Linked DNA regions of Homo sapiens: all the other regions are linked to region 4. Evidence: chromatin contacts called from ENCODE Hi-C or POLR2A ChIA-PET data. All regions are on one chromosome and are shown on one strand. The core of a region is the stretch at or near the end of the contact, and the rest is flanking DNA. Distances in the headings are between cores, read along the strand shown.

Region 1 (2,700 bases), core at 196-2,695, 1.7 Mb before region 4:
TTCTGAATCTTATTACTTCAAGTTGACAGTAGGTAGTGGGTAGGGGGATGGACAAATGGATGGGTGAGACTCTTGAGCCAGATCTGTGGAAAGCAGCCTTGTTAATTCTGAATAACAGTTTTTCAAGGAGCCATTATTATAATTACAGCCATTTCATACGTTAAAAAAAGGAAGGGTCTGGTGGCAGGGACAGGTCTTGAGCCCACGACTCCACTGGATTGTCCCCCATGATCCCCTTTTCACCTTGGAGTTCCAAGGTTGTCACAGTGTGGTGGTCTGGAGTCATGCAGTACCGGAGAAAGGCTCACGATGGGGCTGAATTCATCACAGAAGACTTCTTGGAGACAAGTGGTAGGATCAACAGCTGTCAGACATGAGGGCCTACCTCACCCAGGCTTCATGAAACCCAGAGAGAGAGAAGGATTTGAGAGAAGCCACAGAAAAAGTCAGCTGGGAAGCTGGAGCAGGAGCCCAGAGCCCCTGGGGCACTGTTAGGATTATGCATGGGTAAGGGTTCCACGGTGACAATGGCCCTGTTGGGGGCATCTGGCTAATGGAGTCCTGGGTTCAAGGCCTGCCCCTGCCTCCAGAGCCTTCCTCTTGTGGCCTATAAAATGGCTGTAATAATAATGGCTCACCCAGGGCTGCTATGAGCAGGAATGGGAGTGTCTGTGTGGCCGGGGAGGGGAGAGGAGGTAGGTAGTGACAGCTGAGGCTGCTCCCAGGGCAGTCAGGCCGTCCTCAGCTCAAAGTTCACAGGCCCTTTCTGTGGACTGCAGATTAAGTAAACCTGAGATGTCTGTGTGGCTTTCTGAGCTACACAGGGCTGTTTATTAAGAGGGAGAGTTTGTACCTCTGTTAACTAAAAGGCAGACTGTCTTCCAGCCCAATGGCAGTGTGGCGGATCGGCCATGGTGGACACGGTCAAGGACATCTGGGTACCAGCCTGGGCTCCCAACCTCTCACTCCTAAACCCACCTTTTCTGAAGCTCAACTGATGGCTTTGGCTCGCCTTTGCCCTTCCTTGGGTCTCAGGCTCCCGCTCTGAACTTTCGGTCGACCGCTTAGACGCCCTCTGGGGCACCTTTGGTTTCCAGGTTGTAACCCGCCACTGGCCACGGCCAGGCACGCCCCCTCCTCGGCCGTTATGCCTGGGCTGGCTCCCCCAACTCCCGCGCGGCGAACCCCGTCCCCATCGTCCCCACCTGCACGTGCACCGCTGCCTCCAGCGCCAGGCCCACAGGGTGGCCACGGTGCGCGCCCAGCACCGGGCAAAGCGCGCACACGCAGCGGCGGCAGCGGCGACAGAAGAGCTCAGCCACGCGGTCGCCATGCTCCGGGCAGCGCCAGCCGCATCCCTCGACAAGCTCCGACCTCCCAGGGGTCCGGCTCCCGGTCGCCGCGCCCGCCATTCATCTCCACCTCCTCCGGCTCCCCGGGACACAGGGCGGGGCTCCCAAGGGAAACCGAAACCTCGGCCGTGGGCGGGGCGGCTCCAGGCCGGCCGGCCGACCCCTAGGAGGATGACAGCCCGCCGGGAGCAGCGTCGGGCCTCGGAGCATCCTCCGACCAGCAGGGTGCTCCCTCTGCCCGCCCAGGCCGGGAGGTGGTCCCACCAGAAATGGGAAGCTCCTAATGAGCCAGCTAGGAGAGGGTGGGCTTCCTGCTTAATGACGCTGTTCCAGTAACGCCCAGAAAACTGCAGCCCTGATGATGGGACCAAAGTTGGCTGTGACCTTCCGGGGGTGCTCCTCTCACTTTCCCTTGATCCTCTCTTGCCCTTTTCCCCGGAAAGATAATCATTCCCACAACTGTAAGATACCTTCATCAACCTCAAATAAGGACACAGAGATTCTCCAATTGAGTTTATTTCGGACTGAGCAGAAGGATTGCAATTCGGGAATAAATGTGCCATGGCACCCAAGGGGTGGGGACGCGGAGTACTCAGGGAGGCAAAGGAAAGCAGAGGCTTTTAAAGGCAAAACGAGGAGGATTGCATATACTGTTTTTTTTGTTTGTTTGTTTGTTTTTGTTTTTTTTTTTTTTTTTTTTTTTTGGAGACGGAGTCTCGGTCTGTCGCCCAGGCTGGAGTGCAGTGGCGCCATCTCTGCTCACTGCAAGCTCCGCCTCCCGGGTTCACGCCATTCTCCTGCTTCAGCCTCCCGAGTAGCTGGAACTACAGGCGCCCGCCACCACGCCCGGCTAATTTTTTGTATTTTTAGTAGAAAAGGGGTTTCACTGTTTTAGCCAGGATGGTCTCGATCTCCTGACCCCGTGATCTGCCCGCCTCGGCCTCCCAAAGTGCTGGGATTACAGGCGTGATCCACCGCGCCCGGCCAGATCGTTTTAAAATAATAATACTTGGTTACAAGAATTAATACAGGTGGCTTCAGTCCAAAAGTTGAACAGGCAGTTGCTGGGCAGATGTCCTCATATCATGGCTTTTGTGCAAGGTTGTGGTTCTTTGTGCAAGGTTGCAGTTTGGTGGAATCTTTTGCAATAATAGTTCCTGTTACCAGGCAAATCGTTGATGAGGGCCCCCCACTTCATGGCCTCCCAGCACCATTTAGTTTGTTTGAGACAGGATCTCGCTCTGTTGCCCAGGCTGGAGTGCAATAGTGCGATCATAGCTCACTGCAGCCTCTAACTCCTGGGCTCAAGTGATCTTCCCACCTCATCTCTGGAGTAGCTGGGACTACA
Region 2 (2,700 bases), core at 76-2,575, 1.8 Mb before region 4:
GTCTGCTGAGACTACAAACGGAGTCAGGGAACTACTACCAGAAAGTTTTTCTTTTCCCATATTCCTTCTAAAACTTTCATCTTCAAATGTTAACTCACTCAGTATTTTAAAAGCTGATATATAATTGGTTTACAACTAAATTTGGGTTGTTTGCCACTAAAACTTAGGTAAAATAGGAAAGGGGGCACTTTCTTAACTTCCATAAAACTTCATGTTAATACATAGAATTTCAAGTTTTTCTTTAACAAATTGTTCTTAGTTTTTGGTGCTTCTTGTCAGTACGATCTTCTTAGATTGTATTTGATTTGACACATTATGTATTTACTTATTGTACGCTGAATATAACGTCATTCCCCGGTGTTCTGCAAAGCACAACACTCATCCCGATCTGGTGCTCTAACCCCTGGGACCCTTTGGGCCAGACCATGACAAAGGCTGCCTGCCAGGTTTCAGCGAAACTTAGACCACCAAGAATTTACACACTTCACAGGGGTGCCCTAAGGAATAAATGAGATTAAAAAAAAAAGTCTGCGGGGAAACCCTGAGGCCCTATTAGAAATGCTAATCGTTTCCTTCTCTAGCTCCTATTAAAATGTTAGAAAACCGAGGGAGACTCTCCTGAACAGGGTGGGGATGCTCGGCTGCTCTGTGGCTTAGCAAGCGACCCCAGCTGCCCTGCCAGGGCCGGTCGGCCGCGATTCCGTCCCGACGGGGGGGATCCTCGGCGGCACTACGGACGCCAGTCTGCCAAGGAGGCAGCGGGGTTCGGCCTGTTGGCCCCAGACTGTGTGGCAGGCAAAAGGTGAACGTCAAAGCCTGTCCCCGGCTTCTTCACATCTCGCGCCTCCGCGGGCGTCGGGCCGCCCCCGTGAGCCTCCCCGGATGGACTGGGTTTTAGGGACCCCCGCAGCCGGACTGCAAAGCTTCCCACCAACCCTTCCCGCGAACCTCCCAGCCCGGGCCGCAAGCCCAGCTCCGGGCGCGACGACGTGGGGCCGGAGGTAGAAGGAGTCTCAGCGCGGCGGGGGCCGGGGGGCGGGGAAGCCCCCCCACCCACGAGAAAGGTCTTACATCAGCCGCCCCACGTGCAATCGGAGAGAGGGAGGAAGTCGCTCCTCTATTCGGGCTGCGCCTTTCCCCAGCCTCCGCCCCGCCCGCCGCGAGTCTCCCCGCCCCGCCTTGGTGCAGCCGCGGCCGCCGAGCCGAGCAGCGCCGCGCGGGGCCGAGTGGAGCCGAGCAGCTGCCGCGCCGCGTCGCCGGTTTAAGCGCAGTGCAGGCCGCGGCCGGGGGCGGCGGTAGTGAGCCCAGCGCTGCGCTCCAGCCCCCTTTTCCCTCCATGGTTTCTCTCCGCTCCCGTGAGTAACTTGGCTCCGGGGGCTCCGCTCGCCTGCCCGCACGCCGCCCGCCACCCAGGACCGCGCCGCCGGCCTCCGCCGCTAGCAAACCCTTCCGACGGCCCTCGCTGCGCAAGCCGGGACGCCTCTCCCCCCTCCGCCCCCGCCGCGGAAAGTTAAGTTTGAAGAGGGGGGAAGAGGGGAACATGGACATGAAGAGGAGGATCCACCTGGAGCTGAGGAACCGGACCCCGGCAGCTGTAAGCAGAGACCCCTCTGGGTGCCCTCTCCCCCGATGACTTGCATGTAATGGTGGCCACCTGCGGGGCCCGGGCTGAGGGTTCGCCGGCCCCGGCGCGGGGAAGAGCGCAGCTCGTGGGCTCGGACGGGGAAGGCGGGCGGGCGCGGAGGGGGGAGCGAGCGCGCGAGGATTAACTCTTTGCCGCCCGCGGGCCCCTGGGGCGGCCGGGGGGAGGCAGCGGTGTGGGGGAAAGCAAACTTTGAGCGCTTCGCCCGCCGGGGTCTTTCCCCTGAGGGAGCGCGTGTGCAAGTGGCCGGCGGCGAGAGAGGGAGGCGGGGGTTGTGTAACGCTGGGAGCCATGTTTGCAGCCTCCCGGGATGCGCGGCCGGGCGGAGGCCCGGCCTGCCGAGGAGCTGCGCGGCCATCCCCGCCTGGGCCAGGCCGGGCTCCGCGCGCCCCGGGCCGGCCGGGGAAGGGGCGCGGGTGGGGCGGGACGGGGGCTCTTGTGGCCGGAGCTCGCCGTGGGCGCCGGCCCGGCCGAGGTCAGCAGTCGTGGGGCGAGGAGGGGGCTTTTTTCTTTTGAAGGGAGCGAGAAGCCCCCTCGGGCGCCTGGAGGCCTGGGCGGGCGCGGCCCGGCGCGCGGAGCGGGGGAGGGGCGGGCCAGGGCGGCGGAGGTGGCGCAACCGCCGCCCCTCCCGAGGCCAAGTTTGAAAAAAGGACGTGGTTCCCGCCATTTTTCAAGCCCAAAAATAAAACTTTCTCCCCCGTTCTCTCGCTCCCTCTTCGCCCTCGGCCTTGCCCACTCCTGCCTCCCAGGGGCAGCCCGGGTCGACCAAGGCCAACCGTTGTGGCGACGGCCTCGCCCTTCCCCCTGTGCCGCGGCGGCGGCGCCCGGGGCCCCTGCCCTTGCCCCGGGAGGCTGGCCCCTCCGTGTGGGCGGGCGGCGGCTCTTCACGCCAGCCGGGGCGCGCCACAGGCCGCCGCAGCGCCATGTTGGCGGGTGCCCGTCTCCCTGCGCCTGGTGAGCCGGCCCACGAGCTTGGCCTTGCCCGCCCGCCCTCGGCGCTGGCTGGCGGCCGCCTCTTCCCGCGCCGAGCCCTCGGTCTGTTTCCCCCCGCCCCGCCG
Region 3 (2,700 bases), core at 75-2,574, 1.8 Mb before region 4:
ATAGAAAGTCAAGGCTGTCTTCTTGTGCCAAGTCAGTTCCTGGTTGGGGGACACAAGATCAGATGAACCAGTTTATCAATCTGGTGGTGCCAGCTGATCCATCAAGTGCAGGGTCTGCAAAATATCTCAAGCACTGGTCTTAGGTTTTACAATAGTGATGTTATCCCCAGGAGCAATTTGGGGAGGGTCAGAATCTTGTAGCCTCCAGGTGCATGACTCCTACGTGTCTAATCTTGTGGCTAATTTGTTAGTCCTACAAAGGCAGTCTAGTTCCCAGGAAAGAAGGAGGTTTATTTTGGGAAATAACTTATCTTATTTTTTAAATTAATTAATTAATTTATTTATTTTTGAGACAGAGTCTTGCAGTGTCACCAGGCTGGAGTGCAGTGGTGTGATCTGGGCTCACTGCAACCTCCACCTCCCGGGTTCAAGCGATTCTCCTGCCTCAGCCTCTCGAGTAGCTGGGATTACAGGCACGCACCACCACGCCCGGCTAATTTTTTTGTATTTTTAGTAGAGACGGGGTTTCTCCATATTGGTCAGGCTGGTCTCGAACTCCTGACCTCAGGTGATCTGCCTGCCTTGGCCTCCCAAAGTGCTGGGATTACAGGTGTGAGCCACCGCGCCCGCCCAGGTGATTGTATTTTAAGAGCCTGGGGCTGGGAGGTCCGGGTACTAGTCCCATCTCTGCTTTGGCTTTCTGGATGGCTTTGGACAAGCCAGTGCAACTTCTCGAACCTGTTGCCTCTCATATAATAGGAACCTCCGCCACTTCTTGAAAACTTACTACAAGCCAAGTATTGTGATCAGGGGTTTCTATACGTCATCTCACAGTTCTATTTTATTTTTTTGCTTCAGAGAGAAACAAAAATAACGCTCCGGAAGACTGAGTAACGTATATATGAGCAGGAGCTGGTGACTGGCATAGGCTGGACTCGATCCAGCTCTGTGATTCTAACTCTAGCAACCCTGTTTTTTCCATTACACCATAGGGCGCGCTCTCCCCATGCTCCTGAGAGCAGGACATAGACTATGCCCTGCGCAGGCAGCCGTCCGCCTCCTGCAGGGAATGCTTGCTCCTGGGTGCACGCACGGATACCGCGATGGTCCGAGACCACGCTCTGGGACAGCAAGCCTCAAGCCTCGCACAGGAGAGGGCCGCGGAGCTTCCTCGACCCGCCCCGCCGCCCTTCCCGCGGGAGGCCCCGCCCCCGCCCCCCGCCCCGATTGGCTGTCGGGAGAGAGGCGGGGCCTAGGGGATTGGCTGCCCGGCGACCGCGGGCTGACGTGGCGGGGCTGGCGTGTGGGTCTCGCAGCGTTGCTCACAGAACAGAGTAGAGGCGGCGGCGGCGGCGGCCGGACCCAGACTGGTAGTGAGGCTTTGGACCCCGAGCCGCTGCAATGCCGCTGGAGCTGGAGCTGTGTCCCGGGCGCTGGGTGGGCGGGCAACACCCGTGCTTCATCATTGCCGAGATCGGCCAGAACCACCAGGGCGACCTGGACGTAGCCAAGCGCATGATCCGCATGGCCAAGGTGAGGCGGCAGCTCCCGGGACCCGGGATTCGGGCGCCGGGAGGGGCGGGGCGGGGCCGCGGGGAGCCAGGGCCACACGGCCTCCGCGGCTGGGTACCCTGGTCCGGCCTCTTCCCGCCCGCCAGTTCCGTTTTCGGAATCCTTCGGATCCCTCTTCCTCACCGTGTCCGCCACCCTCGTGACCTTTCTGCATTACAGCAGCTGCCTCCTAACCCGACCTGTTTCCTCCCCGTTCTGGTGCCAGAATAATCTTTCTAAAAGTCAGACTTGATCAGACCATCCCCCCTGCCTGGCACCTTCTGTGGCTCCCTCCTGCCCGCGGGTAGAGTCGAAACCCTTTAACATAGCCTTCAAGATTTTAATGACTGGGCCCCTTCCAGCCCGTCATAATTCTTCTCTGACATTCTTCAGCGACACAGAGTTACTTTCAGGAATGACAGTTCCTGGAAGTTGCTGTGGTCTCTCTCACCCGCCATTCCCTGTATATGAAATATGAAGTGGTTAAAAGCCGGGCCTTTGAGTTCAAATCTCAGTTCCACCACTACTAGCTGTGTGAACATGGGCTGCTTACTTAGCCTCCGTGAACCCTTTTCCCCATTTGAAAACGGGGCTTGAAAACAACAGTTCTTTCCACATGGAGTTGTTATGGGGATCAAATGAGATTCTCAGATAGAGCTCTGAGCCCAGCACTTGGCACACATGAGTCGGTAAATGCGTGCTCCCTCTTCTGTTGGGACTGCCATATTCTTCATTACGACCCCAGCCCCCAGCATAAGGCCTGGCCTGCACTATGATTCTTTGGTTTAGAGATAGCTCACCCCATCTTTCCTTTCCCTTCATCAATGCTACTCAACTGATTTTGTATCATTTGTGATAGGTTTTTTAAATGTTTATTTATTTATTTATCTATGTTAGAGACAGGGTCTTGCTCTGTCACCCAGGCTGGAGGTTTTCTCTTACTGTTTTTTTTTTTTTTTCCTGGTTTTTTTTTTTTTTTTTTTTGAGACAGGGTCTCTGTATCACCCAGGCTGGAGTGCAGTGGCATGATCCCGGCTCACTGCAACCTCTGCCTCCCAGGCTTAAGTGATTCTCCCACCTCAGCCTCCCGAGTAGCTGGGACCCACAGGCGTGAACCACCATGCTGGGCTAATTTTTTTGTAGAGATGG
Region 4 (2,762 bases), core at 184-2,683:
TGTTTTCAAGTTTCTGGTCCTAGCTCGAACCTTCTTCGATTCTGAAATGTGTGCTGTCTACAAAGGAATCTTGTATCTCCCCTCGGCGCAGCGCCCCCCGCCCCCGCCACACACACACAAATTGGGACAGGTCAAACATATAAAACGGTATTTGTGATTCAAGCGGACCACATGGGGACCACTCTATCTGCATTGTTTCACTCAAATATTTTCTCCTGTCCAAAAATTCATTTCTGAAAGAGACTGCGTTCACTCAGCAGCAACCTTTGGGACTAGGGGTCTTTAACTCTGATAAATTTTGTTTTCATCAAGAAATTTACACTTAAATTTATCATTTCCAGGAAGAAATTGCTCTCCTTCATACAGTCACCCAGGCTTTCGGCACACCATTTCATGACAAATGTGTCCGAGGAGACCAAAGCAAATCCCCTAGCGAGGGACTGACTAATAAGTCCTGTTGATTGATTTCGAAATGTTTAATTTGGGAGATGTGGGCGGAGGGCATCTACAACCATCAAAAAGTGAAAGTGCTAGTTGAGAGTTCCATTTCTGACCCGGTGCCGGGGAGGAGGAATGATTTGCAATAGTCAGACCCGCTCAGCTGTTCAACACGTGTGTGTTTGTTTTACACACAGAGTAGTTTCTGCTGCAGCGCGCGTGTGCATGATGGATGTGCACTTCGCTGGGTTATAACGTGTCCAGTTAAGAAACCCACGCCGTACGTGTAAAGAAATCAAACCTTATCCCCGGAACCATCTGCATCCCTGTGTGAAACACGCACCCAGTAAATGATGCGGGGAGGGGGGATTAGCCTGGGCGCAGAGGACCGGAGCAACGTAAACAGCTTTAGAACCTATGCAAGAGGAAAGTGCAGCTGCACCTCAGGGCGTCTTCGGGCTGGTGCCAGACGCCTTCTGCACCGGCTGCCAGGTCACTGGAGCTGGTCAGAAGCTGGCTGGCGGAGCCTTCCCTTTCGGAAGAGCTGTCCTCTCCCTTACCCCCCTCGCCCTGGCTCCGTGCCTCGGGGCAGCCTCGGAGGCGCGCCAGCAGCACTCCTCCAACTCTACTCCACCCGAGCCTGACAGCTGGGCGGTCCCGCCTGACCCGTGGGCAGGCCGCTGCACCCTCCCGCAGACGCACGCCCTGGCGAGCGGTTCCGCTGCAAAAAGAGAAGCCCCCAGGCCGGGGCCGGCCGTGCGGCGGAGTTTCCATTGTGCGGCCGTGCGACTGGCCGAGGAACGCGCGCGCGCGCGCGCGCACACGAACACACACACCCTCCCTCGCACACGCGGAACCGGCTGGGCCAGGGGAGGGAGGAGGAGGGTGACGTAGCGTCCCATGGCGTCACATTGACGTCTCGCATTCCAGGCACTCTATGGAGAGGCCGCTAGGGCTCCTGTGGCATAAATGACGTGCCGAGAGAGCGAGCGAACGCGCAGCCGGGAGAGCGGAGTCTCCTGCCTCCCGCCCCCCACCCCTCCAGCTCCTGCTCCTCCTCCGCTCCCCATACACAGACGCGCTCACACCCGCTCCCTCACTCGCACACACAGACACAAGCGCGCACACAGGCTCCGCACACACACTTCGCTCTCCCGCGCGCTCACACCCCTCTTGCCCTGAGCCCTTGCCGGTGCAGCGCGGCGCCGCAGCTGGACGCCCCTCCCGGGCTCACTTTGCAACGCTGACGGTGCCGGCAGTGGCCGTGGAGGTGGGAACAGCGGCGGCATCCTCCCCCCTGGTCACAGCCCAAGCCAGGACGCCCGCGGAACCTCTCGGCTGTGCTCTCCCATGAGTCGGGATCGCAGCATCCCCCACCAGCCGCTCACCGCCTCCGGGAGCCGCTGGGCTTGTACACCGCAGCCCTTCCGGGACAGCAGCTGTGACTCCCCCCCAGTGCAGATTTCGGGACAGCTCTCTAGAAACTCGCTCTAAAGACGGAACCGCCACAGCACTCAAGTACGTATGAGATTCGCCCAGTTAATAAGGGGACTTGCTAAAAAAGTTGGCTTGCTGGGAAGCGTCGCTCCTGAAATTGACAACTTTGAGTGTGGGGTTCCCTCCCCTGACCTTGCCGCCCGGCTCCGGCTTTGCTAGCCCAGCGGCCCGTAGGTTCTGATCTGAAACTTTTCCCCTGTAGTGGGCCCGCGGGGATCTCTGGAGCTCGTGGGATTCCTCCCCCCACTCGAAGAGGCGAAAAGCCTCTAACAAAGAGGAGGACCGGGATTTGTGCTATAGCGGCTCCAGCGATGTAATTCAGGGTATTTCGGCTCTAGTTGTCATGGTAATGATGCTCTCGGCGGCGGCGGCGGCGGCGGCAGCGGCAGCGGCAGGGAGTTGCAGCTCCGGTGATGAACGGCAGTAATTTTCCTGCCTTTTAAGTAGGATTGAAAATAGGAGCTCTGGTGGGTCCAAGTAAATGTTGCTAATGGTGGCACCGAGCTGGTTCTCTGGAAGGAAGCTTAGGAGGGAAGGGCCTAGGCAGCGACGGCCAGAGTTTGCAGACGCACTCGGAGGACCTCAGGAAAGAGGGCGTAATTGTAGGAATGTGGCTTATTGTATTGAAATGAGCCTGGGGTTCCACTAGGCACGTCTGCCTGTCGTCGCTGACATGCCGGTTTACACTTTTCCCTTAGGAGGTAAATCGGGTGTAATTGGCGACTCCCGCACACTGACACGTGTGGGGACGGTGTCCCTCTCCTCTGGACGTTGGCTCGGTGTGGGAAAGGCATGCTTTTTCACGGACAGAACTCGCGCTTTTGGAG
Region 5 (2,765 bases), core at 70-2,569, 1.6 Mb before region 4:
GTGCTTATGCAACAAAAAATTATTAAGTACTCCACTAGGTACCAGGCTGTATTCTAGGTGATGCAATTAATTCAACAATTTGTACATGCCTGTGATGTGTCAAATGCTTACAAACCACCTAGGTTCTGAGAGGTTAAGTAACTTGTCCAGGGTCACACAGCTAGTAAGTAGCAAATGTACAATTTGAATCCAAGCCCGTCTGATTTCAAAGAATGTGGCCTTTCTACTGCTTTAGGCTTTCTCAGTTACACATGATGATAAAACCTACCCCTTGCTGCTGATAGGAAAACAGGTTTAAGCATGCCTAGATGAACAATCTAGGCTGATCAGTGAAACCTAAGTGTTTATTTTCCTAATCCCTGCCAGTCTCTTCTCAGCATTCACTGACCTTGGCCAAAATATCAAGAAACGGGAATCAGAATCCTGGCCTTGAGAGAGGATTGCAAAGACCATATTTTGACTTACTTAGGTCCCAGGTAAGAAAGTTAAGGTAACTGCACTGTCAGGCACACCCAAAAGTAAAAGTTTTGATTCAGCACTGAGAGGTAGAAAGACTATGGGATTCCAAGCTACCCTACTCTCTAGACGCATGGACCTCGAGCCAGTCCTTTCATCTCCCTCTGACTCAGTTTCTTGATCCGTAAAATGGGTCTGTCTTCCCTGCCTTGTGGGAACCCAATGAGGAAATGGGTGGGAATGCACTTTGCAAAGCACAAAGTTCTTGGAACTGTCGTCACCGACACTCCAAATTTACTGTGTCCACCTCACACTCGCGCCCAGCCTTGCCCTGCGAAAAGGGGACCTCACGCCGCTGGAAAGGAGAAAGTCGTTGCAGGAATTTACCTTCAGGGTAATAACCCGGCTGGGAGTCTTGATTTCGAAGATCCCCTCCTCAGCGTCCGCCTTACAGTCAAACACTGCACTGGAGAGGTCGATGCTGTCCAAGGGATTGGCATCCTGAGCGGTCCGCGAGTAATACAGCTGACATTTCCTTTCGTCGTAGAAGAACCAGCGGGATTTCCAGCCCCGGATGGGCCCTTTGCCGCCGAACTTACTTAAATACCCACAGAGTTTCTTGGGGACCGCCTCCAGGGACCGGGCGCAGTCCCCCGATTCTTCCTCCGGAGGCGGCACCTGTGGATCCCTGGCAGACTCTTCGGACCCAGGGGCAGAGGAGCTGGACTCCGGGGCGTTCTCCCCAGCGCCCTCCATCGCTGCCAGCCGGAGACTGCGGAGGGACGAGGGGTCCGCGGGACCACCAGGGACAAATCTCGGAGACTCGGCGGGCAGCTTCCCAAAGGGAGACACCTGGGCGGGGGCGGGGCCGACGGCGAACCCGCCCCCAGGAAGCCACAGAGTCGGGACCGGGTGCGGTGCGCGCGCCTCAAAGATCGCAAACCCAGGTTACGGCGGCTGGCCACGCCCCTCCACCGCCAGGCCACGCCCCCGCAGCGCTCAGTCGGCTCCCTGCAAAGCCCAGCTGCTTCCGGCTTTTTCTCCGCGCCAGTCAGCCATCTTTACTGAGGGCAGCCGTGCTCCCTGGCTTCAGGTTAAAGGCGTGGTGGCACTGAGTTAGGTTAACCGCGGGCAGAGAAGCCTGTCCCTAGCTACACTTCCCTGGTAGTTCGCATAGTCACCTAGAAAGATAGTGCTTTCTTGCACCCGATGGGCTGCTTGTTCCCTCCCTGTGCCGCGCGGGGCACCCTCGGACGGCGCATCTCGCGGCCATTGGCTGAAAGGAAGACCGCTGGGAGGCCCATCTTCCGGCGTCGCCCGGGCAGCGCGGCTCCGGAGCTGTCTGCCACTCTTCTCCTGGTGTTCCTTCAGCCCCGTCAGTGACGCCGCGGACGGCCTTCTTATCCCTCGCCTGACAGCAGTGGCCTCCCCAGCTCTCTGTCCTGGCTCCTATTCGCCTCCTGACAGCGCTGGTTGTGTTGCTTGGGGCGCCCAGGCGCGGCCGCTGCGCTGCGGAAACCCATGCCACTCCTGGGTCATAGTTGGGTGCAGTACATTTATTTTTATTTTGTTATTGCTATTATTATTTTTAGAGACGGTCTGGCTCTGTCACCCAGGCTGGAGTGCAGTGGCGCGATCAGAGCTCACTGCAGTCTCCGCCTCCCGGTCTCAAGCCATCCTCCCGCCTCAGTCTCCCGAGTAGCTGAGACCGCAACTGCGCACCACCACACCCGGCTAATTTTTAAATTGTTTTTTGCAGAGAGGGGGGTCTTGAACTCCTGGCCTCAAGCGATTCTCCTGCCTCGGCCTCCTAAAGTGCTGGAATTACAGGCGAGAGCCACCGCGCCAGGCTGTTTTGTAAATAAGTAAAAGAATTTAGGGTTTGACTAACTTGCTCAACTTCTGCCTCATTTTACCTGTTTCCCCTTAAACTTCTCCCCTTCCCTCCTAAGGCGCATTTCTCCATTAGGGTTGCGGAGCCCAATTGCGTCCAGCTTTCTTTAGGAGCTTCTTTCTGCCTTTCTCTTGCCCTTTGTTCAGCCTTTCCTCTTACTTCATCGTCTCCCCCTCAGCCGTCGTTAACGAGACCCTCATGCACACTCAGTGATATTGACAAGAAGCAGGGTGGGGGTAAAGGCGAGGGCTCTAGAGTCTATTTGCATAATTTTCAGATTCCCACTCTGCAATACTGAGTGATTTGCTCAACCTAAAAATGGAGATAACACTTCTTCCTACCCACCCCCGACCCGCCGCCAGACAACTTTACGGTGAAGCTAATGAAATTTATGTTCACTTGCATGGGTCGCTGG

The links. A loop is a pair of places that touch in the nucleus more often than their neighbours do. ChIA-PET counts read pairs that join two places held with the same protein, here RNA polymerase II (POLR2A). Pooled maps may share reads with other maps.
Region 1: a map with no recorded cell type shows a loop between it and region 4 (9-fold over the local background). The contact joins the promoter of TRIM14 here to the promoter of NR4A3 in region 4. A Hi-C loop is called at or near these places in 1 of 168 maps with a recorded cell type or tissue (CD8-positive, alpha-beta T cell), 1 of 37 single-sample maps with no recorded cell type and 7 of 50 pooled maps. POLR2A ChIA-PET finds 5 or more read pairs at or near these places in 1 of 52 experiments (GM12878).
Region 2: a map of CD8-positive, alpha-beta T cell shows a loop between it and region 4 (8-fold over the local background). The contact joins the promoter of ANP32B here to the promoter of NR4A3 in region 4. A Hi-C loop is called at or near these places in 3 of 168 maps with a recorded cell type or tissue (CD8-positive, alpha-beta T cell, gastrocnemius medialis and naive thymus-derived CD4-positive, alpha-beta T cell), 3 of 37 single-sample maps with no recorded cell type and 21 of 50 pooled maps.
Region 3: a loop to region 4 is called in a map of ascending aorta, with 9 times the contacts of the local background. The contact joins the promoter of NANS here to the promoter of NR4A3 in region 4. A Hi-C loop is called at or near these places in 2 of 168 maps with a recorded cell type or tissue (ascending aorta and sigmoid colon) and 15 of 50 pooled maps. POLR2A ChIA-PET finds 5 or more read pairs at or near these places in 1 of 52 experiments (PC-9).
Region 5: a map of aorta shows a loop between it and region 4 (5-fold over the local background). The contact joins the promoter of TBC1D2 here to the promoter of NR4A3 in region 4. A Hi-C loop is called at or near these places in 1 of 168 maps with a recorded cell type or tissue (aorta) and 13 of 50 pooled maps. POLR2A ChIA-PET finds 5 or more read pairs at or near these places in 1 of 52 experiments (activated CD4-positive, alpha-beta T cell).

What each region holds. Positions count from the first base shown.
Region 1 is chr9:98,117,777-98,120,476 of GRCh38, forward strand. TRIM14 (tripartite motif containing 14) reads right to left here and starts at 1,446. Exons shown (of 6, transcript NM_014788.4): 1 at 1,206-1,446. The coding sequence starts at 1,412. RefSeq lists an enhancer at 920-969 and a silencer at 1,280-1,379.
Region 2 is chr9:97,982,016-97,984,715 of GRCh38, forward strand. ANP32B (acidic nuclear phosphoprotein 32 family member B) reads left to right here and starts at 1,326. Exons shown (of 7, transcript NM_006401.3): 1 at 1,326-1,594. The coding sequence starts at 1,541. All of the region lies in intron 2 of LOC124902226 (a long non-coding RNA gene), which reads right to left. RefSeq lists silencers at 896-1,555, 1,706-1,795, 1,986-2,065, 2,136-2,335, 2,346-2,395 and 2 more and an enhancer at 1,196-2,078.
Region 3 is chr9:98,055,408-98,058,107 of GRCh38, forward strand. It overlaps NANS (N-acetylneuraminate synthase), which reads left to right and starts at 1,325. Exons shown (of 6, transcript NM_018946.4): 1 at 1,325-1,533. The coding sequence starts at 1,402. It also overlaps a transcript of TRIM14 not described here. RefSeq lists enhancers at 834-883, 1,924-2,043 and silencers at 1,074-1,423, 1,504-1,673.
Region 4 is chr9:99,820,452-99,823,213 of GRCh38, forward strand. NR4A3 (nuclear receptor subfamily 4 group A member 3) reads left to right here and starts at 1,434. Exons shown (of 8, transcript NM_006981.4): 1 at 1,434-1,956. RefSeq lists a silencer at 1,528-1,577 and an enhancer at 2,152-2,664.
Region 5 is chr9:98,254,330-98,257,094 of GRCh38, forward strand. TBC1D2 (TBC1 domain family member 2) reads right to left here and starts at 1,320. Exons shown (of 13, transcript NM_001267571.2): 1 at 844-1,320. The coding sequence starts at 1,212. RefSeq lists a silencer at 1,335-1,384 and an enhancer at 1,555-2,044.